Regions from separate parts of the Homo sapiens genome. Here regions 1, 3 and 4 are each linked to region 2. A link is a loop called in an ENCODE intact Hi-C map of the cell type or tissue named here. Cell type or tissue: heart right ventricle. All regions are shown on one strand. Each heading gives the region's core, and the rest is flanking DNA. Links, peaks and the distances in the headings are about the cores only.

Region 1 (7,974 bases), core at 1,124-6,123, 49 kb before region 2:
TGTAAGAAAAAAAAATGCTTTGTGTAGCTATACCATTAAAATCTCTCCCTCACCTTTCTGTCCCATTATCTGCTTTACTTAGACTTGTTTCAAAATAACTTTTACCTGCTGCTGAGAATGTGTTATTTGCTGGCCTAGGGAGAGGAGACCCAGATGAATGGACTATGGGATCACACCTCCTCTGGGTACAAACAGAAGATGGGAGTGCAGGTTATCCTCTGCCCTGCAACTCCACATATGCTTGACAATGACCTAGCCGGGCTCTGAATCCAGGAATGCTGGGACCAGACACTGCAACCAGGCTCAGAATAAATTAGCAGTGACCCAGAGTTTGTGGCGTCCGAAAGGACATTTCTCTGTGGATCTTGCCAAGATGTTCATTTCAAAGAAAGCCCTGGCTTCTTCAGGCTGCCTTTCCCGTTGGCCACATGCTTCCCCTCGTAGGACAATGTTGCACAATTGGTTTCCCAAACAGGGGTCAGGTCCTGTCCCTTTCCTGTCACAGCCTTGCCCAGCAGAGGGGAAATTGTTCTAAGGGTCTAGATGCGGAGAGCAGGTGGCATGTGTCTGCTGGACGGAGCAGAGGCTGCTGGGAAATGGCCAGGGGCTCTTCGAGGCCACCAGAGGAGTGGCCCTGGGCAGGGGCAGTATGCCAGGGAGGGCTGGGGAAGGGGACCTTCATATCACAGCCTTTAGATCCTCCTGGGTAGAGTTCAGAGCTGGATCCCAGGGACCTTCGAGTTGGAGGGAAACTCGGAGAACTGCAGGGCTAAAAGGGGCACTTAGCAAATCCACGAGAGGCAGGGTGGCAGGAGACCCAGGTTCCCTCCTGGCTGCACCAGTACCTGGAGTGCTTTCTCCCTTTCTCAGAGCCTCTTTTCCTGTCCTGAGCATTGGACGCTGCCTCCGCCCCCCTCCCAGTGTGGTTTCAAGGACCATTCAAGATAATGGAAGGCAAAGTGTTTTGAGAAGGGAAGTGTACCTCCAGTGTGAGAGGTGATGTTAGTTAATGATTAATACCTGGGGGCTGTGTTTCCTGGCAGGAAGCTGGCAGGCAGACAGGGAGAGGAGACCAAAGAGAGAGATGGGAGAGCCGAGGCCATGGGCTGACGTTCCCAGAAACCCAGCCTGGACCATTTTCTTAGGCAGGATCTGTTGCTGTGGTAGGAGGAGCTGTTCTTCCTTCTCAGTCTGCACAGTGGCTTCTGCCCATTCAGTTGTTTATCTGACAAATAATTATCATGTCTTCTCCCCTCTGCCCTGCCCACCAGGCCCCAGGACAGCACTGGGCTAAATGCTGAGAATGGGGTTATGAGCAAAATCCGGCTCAGTCTCTGCCCTTGAGGGGCACGGTCTGGTGAGAGGGTACATGGCAAACAGGAAAAGAGAAATACAAATAGTAGATGATTATCATGATCATTGTCACCATTATTAATATCCAACCGCCTTCTTAACATTTCCCCTTGGATGTCTAAAGACATCTCAGGCTGGGCGCAGTGGCTCACGCCTGTACTTTGGGCCGGCGGATCACCTGAGGTCAAGAGTTCGAGACCAGCCTGGCCAACATGACGAAAACTCATCTCTATAAAAATACAAAAATTAGCTGGGCATGGTGGGGAGTATGCCTGTAATCCCACTGAACTCCAGCCTGGGCGACAGCGTGAGACTCTGTCTCAAAAAATATATATAATAAACAAACAAACAAATAAATAAAAATAAAGGCATCTCCAACTGAACTCATCCAAAGCCGAGCATTCCATGTCACCCTCCCCAGTCTTATTAAATGGCATTTATGGGTATCGGAGAGCCAGAGACGTGGGTGCCATTCCTCTTCCCCTTCTCTCACAGCCATCAATTCCTTCAGCAAGCCCCATCATTTCCACCACCTAAAAGCTCTCTATAAAGGGTACGCTTCTTTCACCAACACTGCCACCCTTCAGGTGACATCATCTCTCATCATGACCATTGCCAGCGCTTCCTAACCTGTCTCCCTGCTGTCTTTTTCTCCCACCCCACCCCCACCCCCCACCCACTCTTTTTAAAGGAAAATATGATCTTCAAACATAAAACTGGATTCCAGCAACCCTCTTGCTTACAACCCTTCTCTGGCTTGGCACAGATCTCAGAGTAAGACCCGGGCTTTACATGCTGGTCACGAAGCCCTGGGTTACCTGGCCCTGGCCAGCCTCACAGACCTCTCCCGGGGCCTCCCTCTGCCCCCTCAGGGTGCTCCAGCCACCCACTGTGGCCATTCTTTGATGACAATGCTGAGCTCTTGCTCACTCCAGGGCTCTTGCACCTGCTGTCTCCTCTGCCTGGAAAAACTGTTTCCCTGGAACTTTACTGGGCTGGTTTCCTTCTTATTTTCTGGGATCAGCCTAAATGTCACTTTCTCAGAGAGACAATGAAGACCCAGCCCTTCTCTCCACCAAAGGCATCTCAACGTTTGCCTGCATCACATGAGTTTGTCAACTGGGATAATCCTTTATTTGCTCATTGGCTGTTTGTCTCCCCCATAAGTGCAGGGAGCTTGTCTACAGGGTTTGCGGTGCAAATTCTAGATTCAGTGTATGAGACACCCCAATAAACTTTTGTTAATGAGATGATGGTGAGTGCTCCCTCACCACCTCCATCCCAGAAGAGGTGAAAGCAAGAGCTCCTTAGAAAGAGCCAGAGACAGTGTGATTCCAGGACTCTGGAAAGTAAGTTCTAGCAATTCCCCCACTCCAAGTACTGGCATGGTGTGGCACAGCGGGGCCTGGGACCCTGGCTGCTCTCCCCAGTGACCTGCCCCCCACCCCCGAGTCTTCTTCAAGAAGAACAAGCAATGGATCCTTGACTCCCCTGTCACTGTTGTAGGGACACGCCCATCAGGATTTCCATCCCTTTGTCCATCCTTCCATCCATCCATTTATTCAACAGATACCTACGGAATCTTCTGAGAACCTGAAGTTAGAAGACCTGGGTCCAGGTGGTGGCCCCTGCCACCAACCCACTCTGGTAGCTTTGGACAGGTCTCTGCCTCCTTCTGGGCCTCCGTTTGTTCCTTTGGAAAGTGGGAGTGTCTGGACCAGATGGAGGAATTTCCAGACTCCTCCTTTCAGAAACGGCAGCTTCCGTGGCCCAGGTGGGAAGGTGTGGCGGGGGACGGGGCTGCAGGGTGGCTGACTCAGAGCCTAGGGAAGCCCCAGTCGCTGCTTCTAGCAAGAAGTTGGCGCTAGGTATCCTTTGGCCTGTGGTCAGTGTCCAGCTGCAGCTGCTGTCTGGGAATGGAGGGAAGCAGGACAGGAAGTGGAATCTGGGTCACCAGTCCCCCAAGCCTCCCCCACAGCACCTCCCCCACTCCCTGGCTGGCTCTGCCTCCCTCTGAGCCACAGCGGTCATCCAGGCCAGGTCCAGTGACTGTTTCTACCCGGTGAAAGGAGGAGGAGGCATCACAGAGCCGGAGACCTGGCCGACTTCCCAACACAGCCCGAATCTCTTCCCAGTATAATCCAGCGCTCGGGGGGGTCAAGGCCAAGGCAGGGTGGAATCCCGACAGAAGTTGGTCTGTGGCTGGGATGTGGTGGGAACAATAATGTGCGTTTGGCAGGCAGAGAAGATTTTTCCTTTCGGGCATTTCAGACAATGCTTCTTCCCCCACCCCCCCGCAGGGAATTTTCCTGGGCCAAGAACTGACAGACCCTGAAAGAATCTGCATGGAAAATGGTTTCAGTCCCAGGGGTTAGAGCTGCTTTTTCCCACCCCCACAGGAAGGATGAATGTCCCTGATGCCCTAGCCTCAGCTCCACCATGAGGTGGACCCTTTCTTCTGTGAACTTGATCCTCTCACTGGAAAGTCTCCTCTCTGCTTTTAGGGACAGTAGTTTACAAAACTAATTCATACTAGGGTGTGAACAACTCACTCCCTGTTAGCTGTTAGGGATCTCTGTTCCCCCGCTAGGGGGAACCCTGGCAGGGCCTGCCTGGAGTGCCCACACCACTCTCCCTTACCCTTCGTGTTACCTCCAAAACACGGGGGTTCGTTTGCCTGGTGAGTAACAAATAACTCTTCATCAGAACTCAGGTTTTGATCAATAGGCGTTTTATTACTTGGCGCAAGTAAGGAGCTCCCTGGGAATATTCTCCAAAACAGTGTCTTCTAGAGGGAAGGTGACAGGAGGGTGTTACGGAGCCATGGAGAGGGGAGAGGTTGCATCATCGCATGTAGAAGGGGGTCTCGGTGGCGTAGATGCAGTGAGTCATTTTGCCAGCACACAGGCCGAATGTTAGAATAATAAAGCTACAGCTTCTCCCAGGGCAGAGACTTTAGCGTGGTAATAAGGAAAGTTCACTCAGGCTTATCACTAAGCTGCTGGGGTCTGTCAGGGTCTGTCACCTACTTAAGCAAGCAGGCCACTCGGTTCCACACAGGGTTTAGGAAGAAACAGGCTGCAGGGCAAGAGGCTGCAAAACAGGATGATTGCTCTTAAATTCCTCTAATCCTAGGAGACCATTTCTGTCTGCTGATTCTCTCTTCTTTTTTTTTTTTTTTTTTTTTTTTTGGAGACAGGGTCTGGGCTGGACTTGAGCTCCTGGGCTCAAGCAATCCTCTCTCCTCGGCCTCTAGAGTAGCTGGGACTATAGGTACATGCCACCACACCCTTCTCCCCAAACTTCCTACTGCTGTGGTCCTCACCCGCAGCCAAAAGGCAGGTGTGACAGTGCGAAAGATTGGTCCTCCCTGGGTTCTAACTGGTGAATCACAAACTCGGTTTTCTTCACGGGGAGCTGGTCTAAGGTCAGATTCAGCCAAAAGGCAGGGGACTAACAGTGGCGTTTAGGGCATGTGCAGGCTGCAGACTTTGTGGCCAGGCCTCAAGCTGCTGTGTGGGGAGGCTCAGCGCTGGGTTCAGCTCTGCCGCTCATCAGCTGTGTGGCCTTGGACCAGTCACTTTACCTCTCTGAGCCTCAGTTTTCTCACCTGTGAGATGATGACGATCTGGCCTGGCAATGATGCCACAGAGTCAACAGAAGAGGAACAGGGGAAGGTCTGGGTGAGAGGTGGGTTGCAGACAGTCGGAGCCCTCCACGGATCTCCCCTCCCCCGCCTGCCTTCCTGCCTAGGCTTGGCCAGATGGTGGGAGCTGGGAAATGCAACAGAGCTGCACGCTCCTGGTCTATTTTGAGAAGCCTCCTGTTTCCTTTCCTGCCTGGGGCCATGTGGTTACTGCAGGTCTCTGCTTACAGGACAGGCTCAGAGGGCCTGACCTTGGCCTTCCTCTGCCCCTCACTCCCAGCCCTTCCCTTCCTCGTGGTCTGGACCCCATAAATCCCCATATCCTGGTTCCCAGCCCAGGCACCATGGCCCCCACCCAGCAGGGGTGGAGATCAGGCTTTCACAGGGGATTTGGGGCAGAGGACTTTCCACTTCTCTGCACTATGGAGGAGCCAGTGAGCTGTCCCACCACATCCAGGTCCCTTTGCTGCAGAGCCTTGCTGTTGGTGGCTGCCAGCATCTCCAGCTTACTGCAGGGGTTGGGGGTGGAGTCTTCCACACTCTCCACACAGCTTCCTCCAGAGCCTCCTCAGGGTCCTGCAGAGAGAAAGGGCCACCCAGAACGCTGGCGGCCCCGCCAAGAGGTCAGGCAGCCCCTGGCTTGTGGCCTGCCTTGTCTGAGTTCCAGGTCAGCAGAGGAAGTGGTGGCCCCACATGCTGTCAGTCGCCATGCCAGAAACTTAGCAGCCACCCATGATTCCTCCCTCTCCCTTACTCCTCCCTTCCCAGAGCCCTGACCCCAGCATGCCTGGCTTTGAGTCCCACCTCTATCACTTACCAGATCTGTAACCTCTCACCTCTCTGTGCCTTAATTTACTTGCCTGTGAAGTGGAGATCAGGAGAGCACCTACCTACTTCATTGGTTTGTGGGGAAGAGATAATAGTTAACACTGACAGAGTGCTTAGGACGTTGCCTGGCTATCTTAGTCCGTTCTGCTGCTGCAACAAAATACCTTAGACTGGGTAATTTATAAATCATAGTAATTTATGTCTCATTGTTCTGGAGGCTGGGAAGTCCAACATCAAGATACAAACAGATTTAGTGTCTGGTAAGGGCCTGTTTTCTGTGGGTCATAGATGGTGCCTTCTTACCGTTTCCTCGCGAGGTAGAAGGGAAGAATTCTCATCTCTTCAGCCCCTTCTGAGGGCTCTAATCCCATTCATGAAGTGGAACCCTCATGCCTTAATACCCCCTAAAAGCCCCTCCTCTTAATACTATCACATTGGTGATTAAGTTTCAACATATGAATTTGGGGAGATGCATTTAGACCATAGCTCTGGCACATAGCAACTGCTCAATTAATGCTAGGTCTTGTTATCAAATTGGTCAACACATTCCACCCACTCCAATTCTTTGGGATTGCTTCTGCCTCCTAGATTTCTGTCCTCCTTTAGCCGCTCCTGGTGCACTGCAGAATGCTTCTCACTGGTTTCGCCATCTCTTTCTTCCACCCCACTAAAGCCAGGGGTGTGCCGTGGCTCACACCGTAATCACAGCACTTTGGGAGGCCGAGGTGGGTGGATCACTTGAGGTCAAGAGTTCAAGACCAGCCTGGCCAGCAGAGTAAAATCCTGCCTCTACTAAAAATGCAAAAATTATCCAGGTATGGTGACAGGTGCCTGTAATCCCAGCTACTTGGGAGGCTGAGGCAGGAGAATCACTTGAACCCGGGTAGCAGAGGCTACAGTGAGCCCAGATCATGCCACTGCACTCTAGCCTGGGCAACAGAGTGAGACTGTGTCTCAAAAAAGAAAAAAAAAAAAGTCTGATTAGTGTCACAGGGTTTTGGAGTCAGAGAGATTCATTCATTCACTCAACAAATATTTATTGAGGGCTTACTACATGCCAGGCCCTGTTCTGAGCACTGGGATATGGCAGTGCCCTATGCAAAGTCTGAAGCTTGTATTCCAGTGGATTTAAATGCCATTCCTGCTACTGGGTGGACTTGGACAACTTCCTAATCTCTTGCAGCCTCCATTTTGTCATCTGCAAAATGAGATCACAGAAACCTGCCTCATGGGCACACAGCTGCACACACAAAGTGTATGAAATATTTCCCAGGTGGTAGCTCTAGAATGAGAACAGTGAGGATGGTGTCATTCAATTCCTAAGTTTCCATGGTTCATGCTGGGCTCAGGTGTGGCATTCAAGCTGTCCAAGATCTGGATCCAATATACACCCCCCTGGCAGGGTGTGGTGGCTCACACCTGTAATCCCAGCACTTTGGGAGGCTGAGGTGGGCGGATCACCTGAGGTCAGGAGTTCAAGACCACCCTGGCCAACATGGCGAAACCCCATCTCTGCTAAAAATACAAAAATTAGCCGGGCCTGGTGGTTGGTGCCTGTAGTCCCAGCTACTCGGGAGGCTGAGGCAGGAGAATTTCTTGAACCCAGGAGGCAAAGGCTGCAGTAAGCTGAGATTGCACCACTGCACTTTGGCCTGGGTGAAAGACAAGACTCTGTCTCAAAGAAACAAAAACAAAAACAATCCGCACCTCCCCCAAAGCCCACCAGCCCAGGATCTAATGACTCCCTGATAATCAGGCCACCCCAAGTGTCTCATTGCTCCTCAGACAATTTGGTCCCTTCATATCTCTTAACTTTGCACACACAGTTCTCCTATCTGGGAACTTAAGCCCCCTCACTTTCTTTTCTTAACAATCCCCTCCCTCCCCATCTTTTTTTTTCTTTCTTTTTTTCCTTTTTCTTTTCTTTCTTTCTTTCTTTCTTTTTTTTTTTTTTTGAGACAGGGTCTCACTCTGTTGCCCAGGCTGGAGTGCAGAGGCGTGATCATGGCTCACTGCAGCCTTGACCTCCTGGGCCCAAGGGATCCTCCCACCTCAGCCTCCTGAGTAGTTGGAACTACAGGTTCACGCCACCATGCCTGGCTAATTTTTGTATTTTTTTTGTTGAGACCGGGTTTTGCATGTTGCCC
Region 2 (7,974 bases), core at 1,977-6,976:
AGCGGGCGGATACGTGGGCATTGTCCCCGCTCAAGAATTCCTACGAAGAAGGGAAGTGGTGAAGACCAGCTCTGCAGGTCCAGGTTTGAGGGAGACCTAGGTCAACAGAAGCCCAGTAGGTCAGAATGGGCCTTTCAGAATCAAGGAAAAGCCCTCCTGCCAAGAATTTTCCCAGTGGGAAGGAACTCACAAATGTGGTATGACTGGGAGGAAAAGTCCCACAGAAACTCTCAGCTCATCATCTCTGAGAGGCTCCCCCGAGGGAGACGCGGGTGGAGACTTCTCTACAGAGCTCAAGCCTCCCTGGCGACAGTGGGAGGAGTCGGCAGGAACTCCCTCCAAAATGTTTCTTGTATCAGCCTCAGTCTCAGAAGACTGGTGAGTGCACAGTGGAGTAAGGCTCAACAAAAGTTAATAATGAAAGAATGAAAGTTTAAATGGTCAGGTGGACGAACAGTCGGGTTTGGTGGATGGCAGGATGGAACTTGGAAGGAAGAGGCTCAAATTTATATTTGTTATTTCACATAACCTCTCCAGCCCTCCTCCCTGACCTTCCTTCACAGAGGAGAAACTGAAGCCCAGAGATGCTTAGTAACTCACCCATGGCCACGTAGTTTGCCTGGCCACGTGGTCTGTAAGTGGCTGAGCTGGGACTTGAACTTGCGGCATGAACCCTGGGCTCTTGACAAAAACTCCGTATCAGACCACAACACACCATACCATACCTCTTGAAGAGAAAGGAACTTCTTAGGGAATCCTGGCAAACAGGCCCAGAAAATGAGCAGATGAATTCAGTGCCTGCCAAAGCCAGATAGCAACCCCTTCCCAGCCAGGGAACCAGGCCATTGACACGGCCACCACTGTTGTCTCCAGCCTCCTCACCCCCAGCATGCCCAGGGCTGAGGTCATTTGATCTCCCCCACAGCACCAGAGTTCTTAAAGGGGGCCCCTCGGATTTGAAATGTGGGTGACAGTGGTAGATAGTGTCAATGGAAAATGAAACAAAACCCTTTTCTTTGTGTCCCAAGCAGGATACCAAGTCCTGGGCAGGGGGAGAAATGGGTCACTGGAACAAAATCCTCTTTGACAGCTGAAGCAGGAAGACCTTGTTTGGGGGGAGAGTAAACAGAAAGGGCCCAGAAAAGACTGACTTCACTGAGCCGCAGCTCTGGCAAGGAAAACAGCTTATTCATATTTGAAGAGGTATTGGATGCTGGTGGCATCCTAAGTGCTGGAAGGAAGGGAGACACTGCCATCAAAATACATCTAAGCAAAGTAATGAGATGCAGGAGCCCGAGAAAGAAGACATTGGCAGAAGGGATGGGGGTGGGGGCAGTGGGTGGGAAGGAAAGGAACTGGAGGGAGAGGGGTCAAGCCCAGCCGGGCTTGGGCTGTCATTGTGCAGCCATTTCAGTGGCAGCCCCATTTGGTTTGCCTGGAATATGATTCTCCATCTTTGGGGGCGTCTAATGCAAGCTGTGGTCATTATCATCCCCCTAACACCACATGTACATGTAGATACAATTTAGGGTGGGGGTCCACCCACACCCCATCTGGGACTGTGGGTCTTCATGAGCAGTGTGTAGCCCATAGCTCACCCCAGAGACTGGGTCAGCGAGGCACAGGTGGGACTTGGCATTTGTTTTTGGAAAAAAGCTTCCCAGTGATTTTGACATGGCCCCTGGCTGAGCATATTGCTCTGGGGCTCCAGGAAACCCCGATGAAGACCTTAGCTTTTGAGGAGCAAGGATGCTCTATTAGTCTGTTTTCATGCTGCTGATAAAGACATACCTGAAACTGAGTAATTTATAAAGAAAAAGAGTTTTAATGGACTCACAGTTCCACATGGCCGAGGAGGCCTCACAATCATGGTGGAAGGCAAAAAATATGTCTTACATGGTGGCAAGCAAGAGAGAGAGAGAGAGAGCTTGTACAGGGAAATTCCCCTTTATAAAACCATCAGATCTCATGAGACTTATTCACTATCATGAGAACAGCATGGGAAAGACCCATCCCCATGATTCAATTACCTCCTACCAGGTGCCTCCTATGAAGTGTGGAAATTGTGGGAGCTACAATTCAAGATGAGATTTGGGTGGGGACATACCCAAACCATATCAGGTGCTTCATTCTAGCAATGAGAACAAGTGAATTTTAAGTCAGGGAATGAACCTCACAGAGTCCCAGGCACCCTGAGTGGTTCAGGGGCCTCTAGCCAGCTCCACAAGGCAATGAGTAACTCACACAGTAGCTCTAGAGCACCTGTATTATCTTCCCATCATGCTCATAGTAAAAGCTAAAGTGGCTATCCAGGTTTATGAAATCTTGCAGATCCATTCCTCAACTACAGCAAATACACTCTCTTATCCCAGGGCCTTTGCACTTGGCATTCCCTCTGCCTGGAACATTCTTCCTTCCCCCAGAGATCCATGTAGGTTCCTCCTTTGCTTCCTGTGGGTCTTTGCCCAACTATCCTACCTAAATAGCACCCCCTCTTGCTCTCAATATCCTACCCAACTTGAGTTTTCTTCACAGCACTTACCCAATTACATTATACTTATTTATATATGTTGCTCATTTTCTGTCACCTGCTTTAGGTAAATTGCAAGAGGGTTGTGTCTGTCTCGTTGCCGTCTCTCTTCCCAGCACCTAGAGCAGTGTCTAGCATGTCAGTTGCTCAATAAATACTTGTTGAGTGAATGAATAATGCTAATTCCTTCCTCTCTGTTGTCCAACAGGACACAGATGTCATTTTCAACTGTGGTTAAAAATTCCCTGGAAAGCAGAGAGCTGGTTTTTGGATCTGTTTTCCCATGTAAACAGTAAACAAGTAAACAAAAAGCAGCTACTTGGCATCTACGGTATGCTCAGCCACCATGGGCTTAAGGGAGAAAGAAGCAGAGTAAAGCATTAGTTCCTCTCTTCAAGATCTTCACAGTCTGGGTCTGAGTGCTAAGGCCAGAGAATATCTGGGAGGCATTAGAACCATAAAGAATAGCTGAAGGGGCAGGGCACGGTGGCTCAGGCCTGTAATCTCAGCGCTTTGGGAGGGCGAGGCAGGCGGATCACTTGAGGCCAGGAGTTTGAGACTAGCCTGGCCAACATGGTGAAACCTTGTCTCTACTAAAAATACAAAAATTAGCCAGGCATGGTGCTGCATGCCTGTAGTCCTAGCTACTGAAGTGGCTGAGGCAGGAGAATTGCTTGAACCTGGAAGGTAGAGGTTGCAGTGAGCCGAGATCACGCCATTGCACTCCAGCCTGAGCCATAGAGTGAGACTCTGTGTAAAAAAAAAAAAAAAAAAAAAAAAGAAAGAAAGAAAAGAATAGTTGAAGTTCCGAGGGGGCTGGAGCAGTCAGGGAACTTTTCTGGAGAAGGGGAGAACTTCAGTGCCCTTTGAAAAACAGTCCCTGCAATGTAAGTGGTTTGAGCCAGACTGTTCCCCAGGGGGCAACCAGGTAGCAACCAACTGGGTAACTGGCCTTCGGCCCCCGCTGGAGGAAAGTGGGCAAGAGCCATTAGGACCCCGACATGGTGACCTTCCTCCTCCCCAGGATCCCCATTCCAGGTCACCTCATACAACCTAGAGACCAGGCCAGACCTAAAGGAATTGTTAGGGTCCTGTCACTGTGGCCCAGGAATCTGTGAAGAGAATACTCTGGGCCTGGATTCAGACAGGTCTGCAGTCAGGCCCAAGCAAGTAGCATGAACTTGGACAAGATTGAGGAACCTCGCTGGGCCTCAGTTTTGTTACCTATAAAATGGGGCCAAGGACACGTTCCTCATTGAATTGTTGGGAGGCCCGTTATATGGAACCCAGGGCCCAGTATTACAGATTCCCAGGTTCTATGCCAGGTGCTGTGGTGCACACCTGCAATCCCAGCACTTTAGGAGGCCAAGGTAGGTGGATCACTTGAGGCCAGGAGTTTGAGACCAGCCTGGCCAACATGGCAAAACCCTGTCTCTACAAAAAATACAAAAATTACCCATGTGTGGTGGTGCACACATGTAATCCCAGCTACTTGGGAGGCTGAGGCAGGAGCATCGCTTGAACCCTGGGGGCAAAGGATGCAGTGAGTCAAGATCGCCCCACTGCACTCCAGCCTGGGTGACAGAGCAAGACACCAGCTCAAAAAAAAAAAAAAAAAAAGATTCCCAGGTTCTGGCATGGACGGGCCAGGGTCTTGCCAGGTAGGTTCCTCTACCTCTCTCTGGACCACAGTTTCCTTGATGGGTTGGGGACCTTTTGCAGTCTCTTCCCACTGGCTGCACCTCTGTGCCTTCCAGGCTGCTGTCTCCAAAGTGAGTTTGTATGAGGCCAGTGACCACTTAGAAGCCCAGAGAACTGAAGTCAAGGGAGAAAAGGTTATGCAATCTGGAGGGATGGGGAGAGCTGAGGGCAGCTGGGTCAGTGTCCCTGGAAGAGGAATTCTCCTCCTTTCCCCATCTCCCACTGCCTACCTCCACCTTTCCCCAACCTTGGAACCTACAGGCCTTCTAAATTAGGCCATGCCAGATGTTGTACTTGGAATTTGTTTGCTTTTGGAGCAGAGATGCCAAAGGGGTGGTAGCAGGAACAGTCGTATTTGCCAATTCTGGATTCTAATCCTATCACTAGATTCTGGTTGTGACAGTGACCAAGGTACCCAACCTCTCTGAGCCCTGAGTCCTGTCTGTAAAACAGAAATACTAAGAGATCCCAAGAGCCACCAGCGGTTGCAGTGGGTCAGAAAAGAGATGCAATTGCCTGCTCCCAGCCTTTCTGAGGTCACGCACGCGCGGATGGCGCACTGGCTGCTCCTTGTCTGGCCTCTTCTATACTCCTCTCACCCGCTGCTTCTCTGAGTCTGCAGTGCTGGCTGGCCTGAGTTTTCTGCACTAGGCAAGAAAATAAGGGTTTAGCGACCCCTCTTGGCAAATCCGTGTTACAGCTGCTGTAGTCAGGGTGCCCGCAGCAGAGAGGCTCCCAGGCTGTGGAAGGTGAAGTTTTTCCACTGGGTAAATCTTCACTCTACTGTCAACATTCACAAGGTGCCTGCAACTGATTGATTTCTTCATTCTTGTCTTCAGTCATTGAAAGATTAGTTAGAAATGAATATTCAACAAATATTAACTAAAAACTCCCTGTGTGCCTTGGAACTATGGTAGAACGTGAATAGTGTACAGACCAGAAGGGGGCCCAGACCTTAGAAAATTGCATTATGGTATTCATCCATCCATGCATCCATCCATCCATCCATCCATCCATCCATCCATCCACTTGGTCATTCATTTATTCATTCACAGACATTATTGAGCTCTTCCATGGGCCAACCACCCTTCTTTGCGTTTGAGAAATATCAGTAAACAAAGCAATTGAAGACCTCTGCCCTCATGGAGTTTACCTTCTAGAGAAGGGGACTGAAAATAAACGATGCATGTAATAAATGAGTACATTATATAGTATGCTTGAAGGGGAAAAGTGCTATAAAAATGAAAGGTGGGATGGAGGAGGGGGAACTGCAGTGTGGTGAGCATGAGGAGCGGGTTGTAGAATTAAATAGGTGGTCATAGCAGGACTCTGGGAGAAGGTGAGCTTTGAGCAAAGCCTTGAAGGAGATGAGGGAGTGAGCCAAGCAGGTATCTGAGGACAGAGTAGCCCAGACGCTGGATTCATGTTAGAGCCAAGACTCTAAAGCACTGCCTACCTGTTGTGTTTTATACAGAGGGCATGAACAAAGTATGTGGGAACATAGGCATGGGTCCCTTTATCTGCCTGAGGAGTTAAGGAGGAAGGCTCCTTGGAGGAGGTGATAAAAGAGCTTAGACTTGAAGTATAAGCAGGAATGCGCAGAGTGGGCAAGCCTCTGACAGGGCTTTCCAGTGGAGAGGCAGCATGTGCAAAGGCCCGGGGGAACAAGAAATCCTGGTGTGCTGGGAGAGTTAAGGAGGCTCAATGATTTGGGTTGTTAGAGGGTAGAGTTAGAGGGTAGAGTGAGGGGGAGAGGAATGCAAAGGATGAGAGTAGGGAGCTAGATGTGACTGATTATTCCAAAGCTCTATTTGCCACACTGAAGAGCTTGCAAATGATGGCTACAGGGCTGAAATCAACGGGCAAAATGACTTTGCTTGGCTGGCCTTACTTTTTAAAAAATTTTGAATGCCTATTGGAGGAATAGGCAGGCTTCCATTAGCCTATGTCCTCCCCAACCTCTCCCTTTTCCTTAAGTCAGCATTGTACTTGTGTCGCCACTGTGTCCCTGAAGGTATTTGAATTTGCAGTCTCTGTAAGGTGAAGGGGAACTGTCAAAGGATCTTGAGCACAGGAAATAGGGGATCAGACTTTTCCATTGGAAAGTTTATTCTGGGGCTCCTTCAAGTCAGGGGATTTATTTCTTCATTTTGATGCTCCCAGGGTCTAAGACAATACTTGGTATCTAATAGGTGCCCGGTGGATTGTTTTTAGTTTTGTTTTTAATGAATGGGGAATGAATAAACAAATGACAGAGGAGATGGGCTCCCAGTGCAGGACAGGATGGGGGATATGTGAGGTCCTGCCCTCTGGGGTAAGGTGCCTGCCCACAGCTAATGCTTCCTTTAGGTGTGGAATCTACTATGGCACTGTCTTTCCAAGAGTCTTCCAGAATCACCTGTCATGCTTGTTTTAAAAAGCAGATTCCTACCACTCAGCCATAAAAAAGGAATGAATTAATGGCAATCACAGCAACCTGAATGGGATTGGAGACTGTTATTCTAAGTGAAGTAACTCAGGAATGGAAAACCAAACATTGTATGTTCTCACTAATAAGTGGGAGCTAAGCTATGAGGATGCAAAAGCATAAAAATGACACAATTGATTTTGGGGACTCGGGGGGAAAGGATGGGAAGGGGGTGAGAGATAAAAGACTATAAATTGAGTTCAGTGTATACTGCTTGGGTGATGGGTGCACCAAAGTCTCACAAATCATCATTAAAGAACTTACTCATGTAACCAAACACAGCCTGTTTCCCAAAAACCTATGGAAATAAAAAATAAATAAAATGCACATTCCTGGGTTCAGTTATACACCTACTGAATTGGAATCCTACTGATGTGGAGCCCAGGCACCTGTGTGTTAAACAAGCTCTCATTAAAGTTTGCAAAGAGGCACAAGGCAGAGTATTCTGGGGCTACAGGCTGCCTTGGCCTTGCTTCTGTGTAGACCCCTAGAGAAAGCAGCACAGCAGCTAGCTGCCCAGGGCAAGCCTGGCAAGCCCACAGCACATAGTCATGGGCGGTTCCACCTGCCCTATCACTTTAGCATATCTGCTCCCGTCTAGTCCTCATACCACCCTCGGGGAGGTAGGTTTCATTACTGCCATCTTTAACAAGGAGAAACTGAAAACCAGAAAGGCTAGGTGGGTTTGCCAAGGCCACACAGGCAGGGGGGCCTGGGCAGATTGGGATCCAGCTCTCCTGGGTCTCCTTCCTGATCTTTCTTGCCAAGTTGTCTTTTCTGCCCTGGGTTAACCCACTTCAGCTTGTTCTCAAATCATGACCTCCTCAGATATGGGGAAAAGTCAGTAGCTCATTTGTGTTTTAATTGGGAGTCCCTTGCTCTAGTAGTTCTCAGTAGTTTGTAAGTATTAGAATCACCTGGTGGTCTTGATAAAGTACGTAGGCCCAGGCCTAGCCTACTTCAAAGAGCCTGGTCCTGTAGCACTTGATTAGTTCTCCAGGTGATGCCAATACCCTCCAAAGTTTGAGAACCGTGGCTTCAATGAGTGGTTCTCCCTGGGTGGGCGTTGCAAAGCCTTTTCTCTGTAATGGGGCAAAGAAAGCCCACTTTAGGTAATAGGGAATTCCTGGGGAAGATCACCCTGGATGGGAAAAGGTGGATCTTATTATTACCTCTAAAGTCACCTTGTGCCTACAAGCAGAACATGCAGGCCACAGTGGTAAACACATTCAGTGAGGAGGGCGGCAGAGCAGGTCCCTGAGTGCTGACAGTCAAT
Region 3 (7,974 bases), core at 1,910-6,909, 150 kb before region 2:
GAGGTTAATATTATTTGCCTGGATTAAAGGTCAGGAAAAGTTTAAAGGCGGTGATGCTGAAGCTAGGATTTTTGAAAGGTGAATGAGAGTTTTCCACTGGACCAAAGCTGGAGGTGGATTGGATTGGGGATGCCGGGTGATGGGGTGGCATTTCAGCATGGAAAAGCATGGAGTTAGAAACGTAGTGGTGTATTCAGGAGATTCCAAGCAGTTGATTGCTGCTGGAGGATGATGAGTTTATGGGAGCTGTCAGAAGATAGAGCTACATTATGAGGACCTTGAATGCAGTTTTGGGGTGCCATTGAAGGATTTTAATCAGAAGAGGAACCTCATCAGATGTGTATCTCTGAAAGCAACAGAAGCCCAGAGCCCTGAGATGTGCTTGCTGCCTGTTAAATGTATCCCCTATTCCACATTCTCCAGAGGAGTGCTCTATTTGAAACCTCTTTGTGCAATAGATTCCTGGACCATATCTGCCTCAATTATGGGTAAAATATAAAGGAGTAGAATCAGAATTGATTTTATCCCAGTTTTTGTCTCCATGGCCTGATACTGTCACAGTTCCATTCCAGTGCCATTAATGATATACCATGATCTTCTCAGTGGTAGAAGAAGGTGGGGATTATGCCTCTCTCATAACTAAATGACTTTGGTGAGCCAGGACTTTGGCAGTTCAGAAGGATAACTCTTCCACTGGGTATAGCATATTGTTTTGCCTCAAACTAACAAGTCTGTTTCCTTTGTTTCTTTAGCAGAGAGGGTGTGTATGAAATCAGCCTGTCACCCACAGGTGTATCTAGGTAAGCAAATCCTCACAAGAAGTGACCGTAATTATCACTGAGTTATAGTCTCTTAAAATAGTTTACTCCCCTAGAGAAAGAAAATGTAGTACATATACATTATGGAATACTATGCAGCCATTAAAAGGAATGAAAGCATGTCCTTTGCGGGAACATGGATGGAACTAGAGATCTTTATCATCAGCAAACTAACGTGGGAACAGAAAACCAAATACTGCATGTTCTCACTTGTAAGTGGGAGCCGAATGATGAGAACACAGGGACACACAGAAGGGAACAATAGACACTGGGGCTTGTCGGTGGGTGGAGGGTGGGAGGAGGGAGAGGAACAGGAAAAATAACTAATGGGCACTAGACTTAACACCTGGGTGATGAAATAATCTGTATAACAAACCCCTATGACAAAAGCGTACCTATATAACAAACCTGCATATGTACCCCAAACTTAAAGTTTAAAAAAGTCTACTCCCTTATTTCAAATAGGTAACTTCTGCCCCTTAAATTCTTGGGGAGCAAAAATTTGATAATATCTCCTTTTTATTAGTATTTCTAGCATCAAAATATTTTCAGGTATAGTTCCTAACCTTTCTGTCAGATATAGTAGCTGCTATTTCCCAAGTTTTTTAGATGAGGAAATGAGACCTAGGAAGATTGAATATTTTTTTCTTTTTGAGACAGAGTTTTGCTTTTGTTGCCCAGGCTGGAGTGCAATGGTGCTATCTTGGCTCACTGTAACCTCTACCTCCTGGGTTCAAGAGATTCTCCTGCCTCAGCCTCCCAAGTAGCTGGGATTACAGGCATGTGCCACCAAGCCTGGCTACTTTTTTCGTATTTTTAATAGAGATGGGGTTTCATCATGTTGGTCAGGCTGGTCTCGAACTCCTGACCTCAGGTGATCCACCTGCCCCACCTTAGCCTCTCAAAGTGCTGGGATTACAGGTGTGAGCCACCACGTCTGGCCTGAATATTTTTTCTTAGTGCCACATAATAACTTGACATTAGAATTGCGCCTAGCCTGGACTTCTGTGCTGTGAGTGCTACATTATATTATTATACTTCATGTATATTACATATTGTAGATTATTGTGTATAATGTTACAAATTGCTACACTAGGGTAAATTTCTTTTTTTGTTTTTTTTTGTTTTGTGTTTTGAGACAGAGTCTCACTCTGTCACTCAAGCTGGAGTGCAGTGGCGTGATCTCCACTCACTGCAAGCTCCGCCTCCAGGGTTCACGCCATTCTTCTGCCTCAGCCTCCCGAGTAGCTGGGACTACAGGCACGTGCCACCATGCCCAGCTAATTTTTTTTTTTTTTTGTATTTTTAGTAGAGACGAGGTTTCACCGTGTTATTCAGCATGGTCTCGATCTCTTGACCTCGTGATCCACCTGCCTTGGCCTCCCAAAGTGCTGGGATTACAGGCATGAGCCACTGCGCCTGGCAGTCTTTCTGTTTTTGAGACAGGGTCTGGCTCTGTCACCTAGGCTGGGGTGCAGTGGCACGATCTCAGCTCATTGCAACTTCTGCCTCCTGGGCTCAAGCCACCCTCCCACTTCAGCCTCCGAGTAGCTGGGATTACAGGTGTGCGCCACCACACCTGGCTAATTTTGTATTTTTGTTTGTTTGTTTGTTAGTGATGGGGTTTCGCCATGTTGCCCAGGCTGGCCTTGAACTCCTGGGCTCAAGTGATCTGCCCGCCTTGGCCTCCCAAAGTGCTGGGATTACAGGCGTAAGCCACCATACGTGGCCTAGGATAGATTTCAGTAGTTAAAGCATATACTATTTAGGGTATATTAGGCATTAGTCATTGTTTTAAAAACATTTAAAAACATTGAAACATTAACATCGCCTTAATGCATGAGTATACTAATTGTCACTATAAAATAATGAGACATTTAAAACAAATAGAACTTACACATCTAGATGAATTTCTTCAGAGGAGCTTCTGCTGGAACAATGGCTCTGCCATGGTTATAACCTTTTTTGGAACTGTTATTTTAAAGCAAGTCACTCAAGAAAACCAGTTTTATTGTTTTGGTCATATCTCATTGTTAACTAGATACGGCTTCAGGTAAGCTTTGGCTCTTTCACAAAATCAGATGCACCTTCAAAGAGTGAAGATTTGCTACCAAGGCAGTTTAAGAGAATCTTCCGTGGGCTTTCAGAAGGTATCTTAAGAAAGATATCCAAAATTATTTTGAGCTGCGTTGGCATTGTTGAAATAAACACATATTCAGTGGGAGAAAGAACCCTCATTAGCTGTGTTTATTTTGATACAGTCATAATGAGCTGTAGCTTTTCCTAGAATTAGCATAGTCTCAGAAGACTACCAATTGTTTAAATAAAACAGGGCCAGGCATTTTATTAGTTATTCTTTTTTTTTTCTTTTTTCGAGATGGAGTTTTGCTGTTGTAGCCCAGGCTAGAGTGCAATGGTGTCATCTCAGCTCACTGCAACCTCCACCCCCGGGTTCAAGCGATTCTCCTGCCTTAGCCTCCCAAGTAGTTGGAACTACAGGCATGCGCCACCACGCCCAGCTGATTTTGTATTTTTGGTAGACGGGGTTTCACCATGTTGGTCAGGCTGGTCTCGAACTCCTGACCTCAGGTGATCCACCCGCTTGAGCCTCCCAAAGTGCTGGGATTACAGGCTTGAGCCACTGTGCCTGGACTTATTATTCTATTTACTCTTCACAGTGAATCTATGAGGTTGATGTCATCTCAGGTTACAGATGAGAAAACCAAAGTTCAGAGAGGTTCAGTAACTTGCCCAGGGTTTCACAGCTAAGCAGTACTGAAATACTGTTTGAATTATGATCTATAAAAGCCCTCACCTATCATCCCTTTATCCTTCATTGCCTCTTTTATTTGTCCCAACATGAAAGGAGTTTATTTTATATCTGGAGCCTCATGACCTGGGTGATGTTAGGCTCTGCTTGCTGTGGGAGCTGTGGTAAGATGATTTCATGTACCCATTAGAGGCTGCATCCAGATTAACTGTTTCCACTAACATTTAGAGTCTAACTTATCTTTTCCATGTTTTTTGGTTAACAATGTTCATTCTGCACCCAGGGTCTGTTTGTATCCTGGCTTTGTTGACGTGAAAGAAGCTGACTGGATATTGGAACAGCTTTGTCAAGATGTTCCCTGGAAACAGAGGACTGGCATCAGAGAGGGTAAGTAGATCCCAGAGGTCACAGTTGGTGCTGCGTGTTCTCCCTCTCTGGAATGTTTCCTAGTACCATCACTTCTGCTCACCAAAGCTAGTCTTAAACAGAAATTCAAAACCTGAGATCCTAAGAAAGTAGAATTAGCCAAAAAGGACAGGGAAGAGTATTCCAGGCAGGAGAAACAGCAGGTGGAAGGCCCAGAGATCAGAGAGAACATGGCAGGAGGATAGAGGTGAGAGTTCAAGGAACCAAAGGAAATTTGGTTGGCTGAACTATGGCTGACATACTTATCTCCTTTTGTGTTTGTTCACTGACTTGCTTCAAATGGTGCCAACTTTTTCCTTTCTTCATAGAAAATTACAGAGCTTTCTTTTTTTCTTATCCTATTTTGCATACATTCTTTCACACTCCTTGCTGACTTTGTATTCTTCTTTAACTTTTGCCAGAAGAGTCCAGTCTCCTCTAGCTTCAGCATCTGTACTCTCCTGAGCTTGTAAAAGTGACACGGCAGTTTGTTACCTGAGTTGGAACCTGAATCTCTGCGGGCATCCACAAGCCAACAGTGCCTGTTATACCACAGGCGGTCACTTGGGGGCGTCTGTACTCTAGCATCGAATTTTTTTCTGGCACATTGAGTGAATTTAAATTTTCTGTAAAGAGGCAAAGTATATATAGTTGTCCCTCAGTATCCACAGGGGATTGTTCCCTGTGGATACTGAAATTCATGTATGCTCAAATCCTTTCATAAAAACTATCATAGTGGCTGGGCGTGGTGGCTTACGCCTGTAATCCCAGCACTTTGGGAGGCCGAGGCAGGTGGATCATGAGGTCAGGAGATCGAGACCATCCTGGCTAACATGATGAAACCCCATCTCTACTAACAATACAAAAATTAGCCAGGCATGGTGGTGCGCACCTGTAGTCCCAGCTACTCGGGAGGCTGAGGCAGGAGAATTGCTTGAATCCGGGAGGCAGAGGTTGCAGTGAGCCGAGATCGCGCCACTGCACTCCAGCCTGGTAATAGAGTGAGACTCCGTCTCAAAAAAAAATAAAATAACTATCATAGTATGTGCATATAACCTATGCACATCCTCTAGTATCCTTTAAATCATCTCTAGATCACTTATAATACCTAATACGATGTAAGTGCTATGTAAATAGTTGTTATACTGTTTTTTATTGTGGTATTGTTATTTGTAATTTTTATATATTTTTTGAGTATTTTTGATCCATGGTTTGAGTATTTTTGATCCATGGTGGATGTGGAACCCACAGATATGAAAGACCAACTGTACTGGCTTCATTTTTGTTACTCATGCATCAGAATAGGAGTCAGCTTTCTCTCAGCCTTCAGGACAGCCTTCTCTCAACTCCCACAGTTTCTGCAGCAGGGCTTTTGGTGACAGACATGGCTTTGATTGTTGGCTCTTTCATTCAAAGTAGTTGTTAATTTTAAGCAAATTACAGTTAAGTAACTCTCTGATCCCTGGTTTTCTTATCAGTAAAATTAAATTAATAACAATGTCTTTCTTATAAGGTGGTTGTGTTAATACAATGAGATAACGCATGAGATTGCCTGGTACATAGTAAGCCTTCAGTGAGTATTAGCTGCTGCTATTATTATTATTATTATTGTTCTTATTGTTGTGGCTGATACCAGTTATGGGAAAAAGAGTAGATCTATGGATAACTGCTTCTCTAAATTGGAACATCAAAGCCTTCTGATGAAAATCAGCTGCATGCCACAGTTGGTCAGGGCACTTTTTCCTCCCTTGAATCAAAAAGGTTTACACAACATTGCACACATGAATGAGCAGTTTGTCTTGTTTCTCACATGGATGTTGGTGCCACAAATTTCTGCAGACAGGGGTTCAGTCTCCATATTCTGCTTTTTGAGACCGTCCCTAGTCTGAGCCCCACTGTTCCCCAGTGTGACTCTTTGCCCTCTCTTGTTTATGTCATCACTAATACAAGCAAGTCACCCACATTCTCATCTCAGAGCCTTTGCCCATGTGGTGTCTGCCAACATAGTGGTTTCTCTTGTCCATTCTACTTGCAAAGTCCCATATCTTCTGTGAAGGTGGAACTTTGGGTCACAGCCCATTCTTACTTTTCTTTTGTATTTCTCATAGCACATTGCAAGGCACAAAGTTGGCACTCAGTAGTAACACCTTAAATAGCATTAAACCATTTCAAAGGCCTGTATTTTCTTTCTTAGATATAACTTATCAGCAACCAAGACTTACAGCATGGTATGGAGAACTTCCTTACACTTATTCAAGAATCACTATGGAACCAAATCCTCACGTATGTCAACATATTGTCATTGGTATGGTTTTATAGACTATATACTATGTGTTGAGTGCTATAAAATAACAACAAATTACCTTGCAGAGATTCATGCTGGTTCCTAGTTCAAAAAACCTCTCTGGGTTGAAACATTGAGTCTTTGTGCTTGTCATCCTTCATGTGCTAGAGGATGAGAAAAAACTAGAACTAGAGTAAACTGAACCAGAGTCTAGCATTTCAGGAAAATGAACTATTTCTTCTCCTAATATCCCTCTTTCCCAAGCTTTTCTAGCTGTATTCCTTCTGTGTACACCCTGGTATGCATTTGCTGTGGGGCTGAGTCCTTATGACTGACGAGTGAGGTCAATATGCCTTTTTCTGTTTCTCAGGCTCTTTTGCTATTTGTGAAAAAAAATCTGATGTTTTTCTTGTTAACTTTGTATTTATTCTATGGCTGCAGTTCTCAGACTTCCGTCTGATTTTGCTTTGGCTTGTTTCTGCTGCTGCTTTTGCTTTTAAAAAATTTCCATGAAAGTAGATGAAGATATTCTAGTATATAAATTAAGCTCATCCAGGGGATAGAGTTAAGGTCCAAGAAATAGCTCCCTGTTTAGTTCCTGGAATCTTGCCTTTGGCAAATAATGTTATGTTTTATTGAAAGAGACTTTGAAGAAAATGGAGTTTTGCTTATGGCATTGGGATACACAGAAATGTGACACATTTCAGAGCTTCTAGAAATTTGTAATTGCAAGCTACCACTTTACTAAAATTTCAGGGAGAAAACATTGACTGAGGGAACATGGCCTTTTCACGTAAGGAGATAGCTGCATGCTTTGGTTTCAAGGGCTGCATTTAGAATGTGAGCCAGGGAAGTGCCGAGACCCTTTATATCTGAGGTTGATTTTGAAACGTGGAGATAATAGAATTAGGCCAGTCCAACATAGCCTGCTTTCCTTGTTTCTGTCAGAGTTAATTTATCTTCTTGTCAGTAGTCATAGCAGAGAATTTGAGGATTAAATGGGCTGTGGGGAAGTTCTTTCTCATTCATTCTAGTTAATCTTTTAAAACAAGATTTCTCAACCTCAGTAGTATTGCCATTTTGGGCTGGATAATTCTTTCTTGTGGGTCTATCCCTTGCATTGTAGGATGTTTACCAGTATGCATGACCTCCACCTGTTAGATGTCAGTGGCACCCCTCACCCAGCTGTGACAACCAAAACCAACTCAAGACATTGTTAAACATCTGGGGGGGCAAAATTGCCCCTGGTTAAGAACCAGTGGGAATAAACACAGGATCTGCTGAGTAAAGTAGCCTCTTATTGTCCGACATTTTGGGAACATTTTGACAACTCTTCAAAATAATTTATGACAATCCTTTTTTTTAAATGTTGGTAGTATGTGCTTATTGAAAATTTAGAAACTGCACATAAACAGGAAGAATATTAAAATTCTTGATAATTCTACCCCATGTTTTGGTTCCAATCTTGTTATTTTAGACAAATATACCTAGAGAATCTTTTTTTCTGTAACAATAAAATAGTCCAGGTGTGGTGGCTCATGTCTATAATCCCAACACTTTGGGAGGTCAAGGTGGAAGGATTGCTTGAGGCCAGGAGTTCATAACCAGCCTGGACAACATAATGTGGTCAAATTAGAATTCTTTAATTCAGATTTGGCTGGCTCATAACTTTGCCTTTATTGGTGATATATTTAGTT
Region 4 (7,974 bases), core at 945-5,944, 90 kb before region 2:
TGACTTTTTGCACCTTCGGGGTCCAGGCTCCCAAGACTCGGGGAGGTGGGGGAGGAGGTGGCAGGGGGATGTCGGACCAGGGAGCCGGGAGTGGAGCTACCTCCACAAGCTTCGGTCACCGGAACGAGGTTGCGCCACCGGTGCGCGGGTCGGTTGCCTGCCTCCCCAAGTGGATCCACCCCCGGTCCAGTGTGCTCCTGCGTCCCTGGTCTATTCCCCATCGCCGGCATCCGGGCTGAAGTGAAGCCGCAGGAGGGGCGGAGGCAGAGCTGACGATGGAGAGCTCTCTCCTCCGTACAGTTCACTTCCCAGAGCTGGGGTCAGGGTCCTCGCCCCGCACCCGCCACAGAAGACGCATCTCCCTCTGCGCTGATTCCTGGCGGCGGGTGGGGAGATGTCGGAGCCAGCAATGCGAGATGTTTGGGCGTTGGGACCCGAGAGTGGGCTGGAGGCCAGCCTGGGTTGGTCGAGAGTGTGGGTGCGCGCTCGCTGTCGCGGGCAGGTGACTCCCTGACCGCAGTTGACCCAGCGCAGTGCCTGGCGCTCCTGCGCTGCGGGGAAAACCGCGGCCGCTATGTCTCCAGCCGTTCTCTGCGCTCCGCAGGGTTCCTCCAGGAGGGTGGGGCATGTCTTTGGTTAGAGCCTGAAGGGCACCTGGGTACCATCGAGTCCTTCCCTTCTCCCCGCCCCTGCCTTTGTTTACATATGAGAAAACAAGCCTAGGGTAACAGGGAGAGGAGCGCCCCCAGTTCTCCGCACTCCTGGTCCAGGACTCTTGCACCGCAGGAGTTTGTCTTTCCAGTGCTCTTCAGCCACTTCCCGAATCCCTGTCTGCTTCCTAAATCCTCTGGTTTAGCAGTGTGGCAGGGCCACCTGGCTGCAGATGGCCACCAAGGTAACAAACTACATTTGGTTGAGCCGGGCAGGTCCCCACACTGGGGCCCTCTCCCAGACCCTCCCTCCAGGATTACTCCAGGGCTGACCCACCCTGACAGGTTTAGGGCTCCTGCTCCGGTTGCGGCGTCTCTGTGCTCGGGCGCCCTCTGGTGGTGGGGCTGGTGCGTGGGGGTCAGGAATCTCTAGGAGATACCCAGTCTCTCAGCTGCAGCGCAGAGCTCTGGAGAAGACAGCAGAGGAAACGAAACAAAGAAACAAAAATGGAACTACAGGGCCGGAGAGGGTGTTCTTCCCTCGGCTCAGAGAGAGCACAGGCTATGGCCTTGGTGGCTGTAGTATTTGGCCCGTGTCCCAGTCCCTGAGAACACGCTGGCCCAACAACGGGTTCCACTGTGGTGGGGTATCATGGCAGGAGACTCTTAACCTGCAAAGGCCTCAGAGATGTGAGGCCACTGTGGGTCGATGCTTTATTCCAGCCAGGGCAGCTGCCACCACTGGACTAGTTTGAGCTCCACGGAGTGGGAGGAACTTCCTCTGAGCCCAGCCTCATTCTCTTCTCTCTCCAAAGAAACTCCCTGAGGACAGAGGGGCGGACTCCACATCCTGTGCCCCTCTCTCTGTCTTACCTCTTCGGCAGCAGCTCCTCTTTCTACTCTTCAGGAGCTAGATGTCCCAAGTGTCTGGAAGACCTTCCAGTGGGCTTCTAGACCCTTCAGGCCTGAGATCCTCCCCTCTGCATAGCCTTCTCTCGCGGAAGAACCTCCTTCTCAGCCGGGCAGTGGTTCACGCCTGTAATCCCAGTACTTTGGGAGGCCTAGGTGGGCAGATCGCTTGAGCCCAGGAGTTCGAGACCAGCCTGGGCAACATGGTGAAATCCTATCTCTACAAAAAAAAAAAAAAAAAATTAGCCGGACGTGGTGGTGCACACCTGTGTTCCCAGCTATTCAGGAGGCTGAGGGGAGAGGATCACCTGAGCCCAGGGAGGTGGAGGCTGCAGTGAGCAGTAATTGCGGCACTGCACTCCAGTGTGGGTGACAGAGTGAGACCCTGTCTGAAAAAACAGAAACAACAAACAAACAAAAAGAACCTCCTGCTGCCTTCAGCCCCTACCTGAAGGGTCTCCTTGGGTTACCCCAGCCAACAACAGAGGTTATTGAGGGGACCATATTCCCTGCTCAGCTGTGGGCAGGCCCAGCACTGAGTAGGTGCTTCTGAAATGTTTGGGTTGAAATGAATAAAGAGGTGCTGAGGAAAATCCATTCCTATCTTGCCTGCTTCTGTTTTGTTGTTGTTGTTTGTTTGTTTGTTTTGAGATGGAGTCTCACTCTGTCACCCAGGCTGGAGTGCAGAGACATGATCTCAGTTCACTGCAACCTCTGCCTCCCAGGTTCAAGCGATTCTCCTGCCTCAGCCTCCCGAGTAGCTGAGATCACAGGCATGCCTGTGAGTAGTAGCCACCATGCCCAGCTAACTTTTATATTTTTAGTAGAGATAAGTTTCACCATGTTGGCCAGGCTGGTCTTGAACTCCTGACCTCAAGTGACCTGCCCTCCACGGCTTCCCAAAGTGCTGGGATTACAGGCGTGAGCCACCATGCCTGGCCCTGGTTCGTTTTTTAAGTTATTCTTGTAATTTTTTATTGCCCTAGAAATATTTGTTTATTATAATACAAAACAAGTCAGTCATATTCCCACCACCCAGAGATAAATAAGTTAACATTTTGGAGGTGATGCCTATATATGCATGTTTATTTTCTTTTACCAAATGAGTTTGTATTCTACATGCTATTTTTCAACCTGCTTTTTAAATTAATTGGATTTGCATTTAGTATCAGTATGCATCGATCCACATCATAGCTTTTCATAAATTCTATTGAATAGATACTCCATATTTAATTAAGTGAATGCCCCACTATTTAGTATAAAAGTGATGTCTTATTTGTCCCAGTTTCTTAGTTTTCCCACAAACGGGTAGTTCTAAGGGTTGATGTGGAGAGAAGCCTGATAGAAGCCGTGTCCCAGAGAGGCAGAGGGAGGGAGTTTGGGATGCTGCAGTATTAGAGGGATCAGGCTGGTCCTGGAAAGCCATGGCCCATGGGCTACATGGGGGTTGCTCTCTGGTTCTGAACATCTCTGCCCTGCACAGAGGAAGGAGGGCAGACTGGAGGGTAGGGAGCTTGTGTTAGTCCGTTCTGTGTTGCTATAAGGGAATATCTGAGCTAGGTAATTTGTAAAGGAAAGAGAATTATTTGGCTCACAGTTCTGCAGGCTATACAAGCATGGCACCAACATCTTCTTCTGGTGAGGCCTTGAGAAGCTTCCACTCATGGTGGAAGGTGGAGGGGGAGCAGGCATGTCACATGGCCAGAGAGGGAGCAAGAGGGAGGCCAGAGTCTTTTAAGCAAGCAGCTCTCCCGTGAACCAACAGAGGGAGAACTCACACATTGCCGTGGGGAGGGCACTAGCCATTCATGACGGATCCACCCTTATGACCCAAACGCTTCTGACCAGGCCCCGCCTCCAACACTGGGGGTCACATTTCAACATGAAATTTGGAGGGGACAAACATCCAAATCATATCAGAGGTCCTACCAGGCCCCTATGCAACGGCGGGGGCTCAGCTCCTCCCTGTGCTCACAGGCATTCCAAGGTGGCACGCAGCTCCAAGGAGAGGCAGGCTGGGGCCGGCTGGGCTGGGCCAGATATTAGAAGAGGAGGGAAGAGTGGGCAAGACATACAATGAAGGAGCAAGAGAGAGCAAGAGTCAGAAAGAGGTGGAGAGGAAGGAGGTCCCTCAGGGAGACAGGAAAACTCAGTGACAGAGAGAAGGCAATGGAAAGAGAAAGAGATGCAGGGGAATAGGATCAGGAGCCAGAGGATGTTGGATGTTGAGAGACAGAAGGATAAAGGCCCCCCTGGGAGATGGAGAGACACTGAGACAGTGAAAGAGAGAGAGAGAGAGAGAGAGAGAGGGAGAGAGAGAGACCCACAGGGGTAGGAAGGAGGGAAGGAGAATAGGAAGAAGGGTTCCTGGATAATGGGGCTCAGAGGAGAGAGAAGACAGGAGCCCGGGCATCTGAAAGAGCTGTGGAGCAGGCATGAGCTGGGTGGGTGGATGACTGCCCAGCTGGCTGGATTTATAGGCCTGTCCAAGGAGTCACCTCTGTCCTTCCCCTCCCTGCCTGGGCTTCAGCCTGCAGTCCTAGCCTGGGTGATGAGTTTTCAAACAGGCTGGAGCCCAGACCAGGCAGAGGTAATAGGTGGCCATCCCAGCTCTGGCCAACAGCCAGCTAAACATTTCTCTCTGGCCCTGGGGGAGATGTTTAGCAGAGAGTTCCTTTTGCTGATTTAAAAGCCATCTTGGCTTTTGCAGCCCACTGTGTGGCAGGGCTCTAGAGGGAAGGGCTGCCCATGAGCCCAGGGAATTGAGGTCAGCTATGGACTTCAGCTCTCCCTCCTGAAGCACATTTGGGGTAGGCCTTAGGCCCTTTGGCCTCTGGAAAAATAGCAGAGGGGATAAAGGCCACCATTCAGTGAGCACCTCCGATCAACACTCTACTTTCATCCTGATAAAGTTTCTCAGGCATTTTACAGGTGAGAAAACTGAAGCTCAGAGGGGTTAATTTTCTTGACCAATGCTACACAGATAGTCAGGGGTGAGCTGGGTTGCAACCCTTTATTTATTTATTTATTTATTTGAGACAGAATCTCCCTCTGTCACCCAGGCTGGAGCGCAGTGGAGCAATCTTGGCTCACTGCAACCTCTGCTTCCCAGGCTCAAGTGATCCTCCCACTTCAGCTTCCTGAGTAGTCAGCACTAGAGGCATGCACCACCACACTTGACTATTTTTTAAATTTTTTGTTGAGATGGGGTCTCCCTATATGGCACAGGCTGGTCTTGAACTCCTGGGCTCAAGCAACCCTCCCACCTCAGCCTCCCAAAGTGATGAGATTACAGGTGTGAGTTACTTCTCACTGTAACCCCCTGTGGCACAGCCATGAGACTGGGCTTGGCAGCTCTCCTGCTACAGGGAGTGTAACTGACCAGCAGGTGCTCTGGGTTTGAATCTATTGCCTTCTTTGACTGAGGCTGAACCCCCCTAGGGGCTGCTCCCTGCAAACATATGCATAGCTGGAATACTGAGGCAGAACTGTGCTTGGGAGATATGAGATTTCTTTGTTGTGGTCTTTGGTTCAGAGATTCCCTAATGGCTCTGCTGAAGCTGTTTGAGCCTGCAGCATGATTGATGGACAACCACTCTCAGGGCCAGATTTGCATAGTGGCCTGCAGGCCCTCCCAGTCTTCCCAGCTCCTTCTGTGTGACTGCACACAGGCATGACTCCTTTTCAGATCCTCGCACATTTCATCCCATCATGGTGTCTGCTTCCTGGAGAACCTGGGCTGGCACCCCCCTCCAACTCCCAGCAGCTTCCTGGTGCTTCCATGCCTTCTTGGCACAGGGGAGGGTGGTGGGCACCATTTTGGGAAGAACTGCAGGGAGATAGCAAATTTTACCAAACAGATCTGTGTTACAACGGTCTGCTGGGCCTGCATCTCTGCATGGGGAATAAGCACAGAGTGGCCTCTGTGTACCTATAAGGTATGAAAGGAAAAGAAATCTTGGGACCCCAAAGTCACTAAGCCAAAGGGAAAGCCAAGCTGGGAACTATGTCAGGCAAACCTGCCTTCTATTTTATTTCTAAATCAGATAGCTACAAAGATTAAAAAGTTACTTACTGGCCGGGCATGGTGGCTCACGCCTGTAATCCCAGGACTTTGGGAGGCTGAGGCAGGTGGATCACTTGAGGTCAGGAGTTCGAGACCAGCCTGGCCAACATGGTGAAACCCCATCTCTACTAATAATACAAAAATTAGCTGGGCATGGTGGCACACGCCTGTAATCCCAGCTACTTGGGAGGCTGAGACAGGAGAGTTGCTTGAACCCCGAAGGTGGAGGTTGCAGTGAGCCAAGATCGCACCACTGCACTCCAGCCTGGGTGACAAAGCAAGACTCCATCTCAAAAAAAACAAACAAACAACAACAACAACAACAACAACAACAAAACATACTTACCTCCCTCACAATTTGCCCTCGAGGAAGGGCCTCAAGATCTTTACCCTAAAACAATTCTGTTGAATTGAGCTGATGTGAGCTGATTGGCAATGTGAGCTGATAGTTTACATTGAAAGTCATTCCTCTGCTCAACTGAGACAAATGCATATCTGATTCTTTCCTCTGCCTTATTGTTTATGTAAAAATGCAGATTCACTGAGCCAGACTACATTGTGTATTCAGTGAAAGGCTGATCAAGGACTCAAAAGAATGCAACATTTGTCTCTTATCTACCTATGACCCGGAAGCCCCCACCTTCGAGTTGTTCCACATTCTGGATGGAACCAATGTACATCTTACACATATTGATTGATGTCTCATATCTCCCTAAAATGTATAAAACCAACCTGTGCCCTGACCACCTTGGCCACATGTTGTCAGAACCTCCTAAGGCTGTGTCACGGGCATGTCCTTAACCTTGGCAAAGGAAACTTTCTAAATTGATTGAGACTTGTCTCAGAGATATTTTGGGTTCACAAGGGCAAGTGGGTGAGGGACTCCCACATAGACTCTCATCCTTTCAGTCTGTCTATGCCAAAGGCATATTGACTCATAAAGGCCATCTCGCCATTCAGCTCCCAGTCCCGTGGTAGAGTGCTAATTTTTCACCAACATTGATTTTTCCCTTCCTCCAGGGCATGCAGCCAATGTATACATCCCAGATTCTCTTGTGTGGTCTTAAGATAGTGGGTGTACCAGTCCCTCCCTACCGGTATTCTCTTTCTCCTTCCCACAAGGGGGCACAGGGATGTGCCTACAACCCAGCGGGATGATCAAGCCCACAAGCCCAATGGCCTAGGGGATGCCAGAGAAACAAGATGGAAGGATCCCAGATCCCTGAATGACCTTGTGGAGCCGAACAGCCTGTGAGTCAGGAGTGATCACCTTGGACTATCACAGCTGAGGGTGCACACTTCTGTATTCTCTGAGCCACTGAATCCTTGTTGGATGTCTTTAGCAGCCTTTCCCTACCACAAATAAGCAGAAATTAGTACAATCCTGGTAGTGTGGTGCTGTCTTGACAAAAACTCTAAAACATAAGGCATTGACTTAGAGATTTTCCTGCATGCAGGAAGGGTACACATATTGTAGTTTGGAAAGTTGAAGACCCTTGTTATCCCTGGGAAAAGCATCTGGTAAAAACCATTTTTATGACATTGTGGAAAAGCAATCCTGAGTCAACCAAGCCCATAGCACTAAGAAGTGGTTGGAAAGAGCTAGAATATTAATATGCATTGGCTGCTCTTTGTGGCTTTTAGCAAATTATTCCAAGAAAGTCAGGAGAGATAGAAAGTCATAGAGAGAACCTAGAAACCTGGGGCCTTACAGAAGCAAAAGCCACCTGCCTTTATAATCCAAAGAGTGGGAGTTCTGTTGTTGCTTAGCCTTTCTCCAAGGCCACCCAAGGAGCCCAGTGAAAGCTCCAGCCCTGGAGCCAGGCTAGATGAATGGTGTTATCTTCCCACTCCAATCTATTGTTTTAGAATAGCCCCAAGGTAGCTGGGAATTAAAATGGGCCAGCTGGGCCAGAGCAGGAAACAAAGTAATAAAGCAGGCTCCAGACCTCTGGGGAGAAGACATCTTTGGATGTGGTTATTGGCACCTGGAACTGTCCGGAAGCACAAAGACCAGAAGCCTTTTAAGTATTTGAGGGAATTTGATTGCCAAGAAAACCAGGAATAGCAATGAATGATTATGATGGTTTGACCCCCCAAAGCAACCCCCAAAGAGGCCAGATCTTTTTTAAAAAATGCGTAATATGTAGTATGTAATGTAGAAGCTGTAACAGGGGTTGTTATTAAATTACATTGTAGGGCTGGATGCAGTAGCTCCCGCTTGTAATCCCACCCTGGGAGGCCGAGTCAGGTGGATCACTTGAGGTCAGGAGTTCGAGACCAGCCTGGCCAACATGGTGAAGCCCTGTCTCTACTAAAAATACAAACATTAGCCAGGCATGTTGGCGC

What was found. Peaks named below come from ENCODE experiments on the same cell type or tissue, not always from the same donor. Only the 100,000 strongest peaks of a DNase experiment are listed, where the experiment ranks them.
Region 1: it touches region 2 in a loop (2.2-fold over the local background); 43 of 110 quality-filtered maps call a loop at or near these places.
Region 3: it touches region 2 in a loop (12-fold over the local background); 96 of 110 quality-filtered maps call a loop at or near these places.
Region 4: it touches region 2 in a loop (7-fold over the local background); 70 of 110 quality-filtered maps call a loop at or near these places.

What each region holds. Positions count from the first base shown.
Region 1 is chr11:43,984,288-43,992,261 of GRCh38, forward strand. It overlaps a transcript of ACCSL not described here. Among named protein-coding and RNA genes, the nearest start is that of C11orf96, 46 kb to the left of the region's middle. In heart right ventricle, for the core only: CTCF peaks have their summits at 3,926 (motif pointing right) and 5,420; DNase peaks (open chromatin) are centred at 3,001, 3,394, 5,145, 5,275 and 1 weaker place; H3K4me3 peaks cover 613 bases; H3K27ac peaks cover 4,242 bases.
Region 2 is chr11:44,032,651-44,040,624 of GRCh38, forward strand. It overlaps a transcript of ACCSL not described here. Among named protein-coding and RNA genes, the nearest start is that of ACCSL, 11 kb to the right of the region's middle. In heart right ventricle, for the core only: a CTCF peak has its summit at 4,911 (motif pointing left); a DNase peak (open chromatin) is centred at 4,861; H3K27ac peaks cover 502 bases.
Region 3 is chr11:43,885,854-43,893,827 of GRCh38, forward strand. It overlaps ALKBH3 (alkB homolog 3, alpha-ketoglutarate dependent dioxygenase), which reads left to right. Exons shown (of 10, transcript NM_139178.4): 5 at 753-800; 6 at 3,872-3,975; 7 at 6,188-6,276. Among named protein-coding and RNA genes, the nearest start is that of ALKBH3, 9.0 kb to the left of the region's middle. In heart right ventricle, for the core only: a CTCF peak has its summit at 4,550; a DNase peak (open chromatin) is centred at 4,548.
Region 4 is chr11:43,943,898-43,951,871 of GRCh38, forward strand. It overlaps a transcript of ACCSL not described here. Among named protein-coding and RNA genes, the nearest start is that of C11orf96, 5.2 kb to the left of the region's middle. RefSeq lists enhancers at 1-196, 197-1,025, 3,035-3,535. In heart right ventricle, for the core only: CTCF peaks have their summits at 1,034 (motif pointing left) and 3,319; a DNase peak (open chromatin) is centred at 1,044; H3K4me3 peaks cover 634 bases; H3K27ac peaks cover 2,547 bases.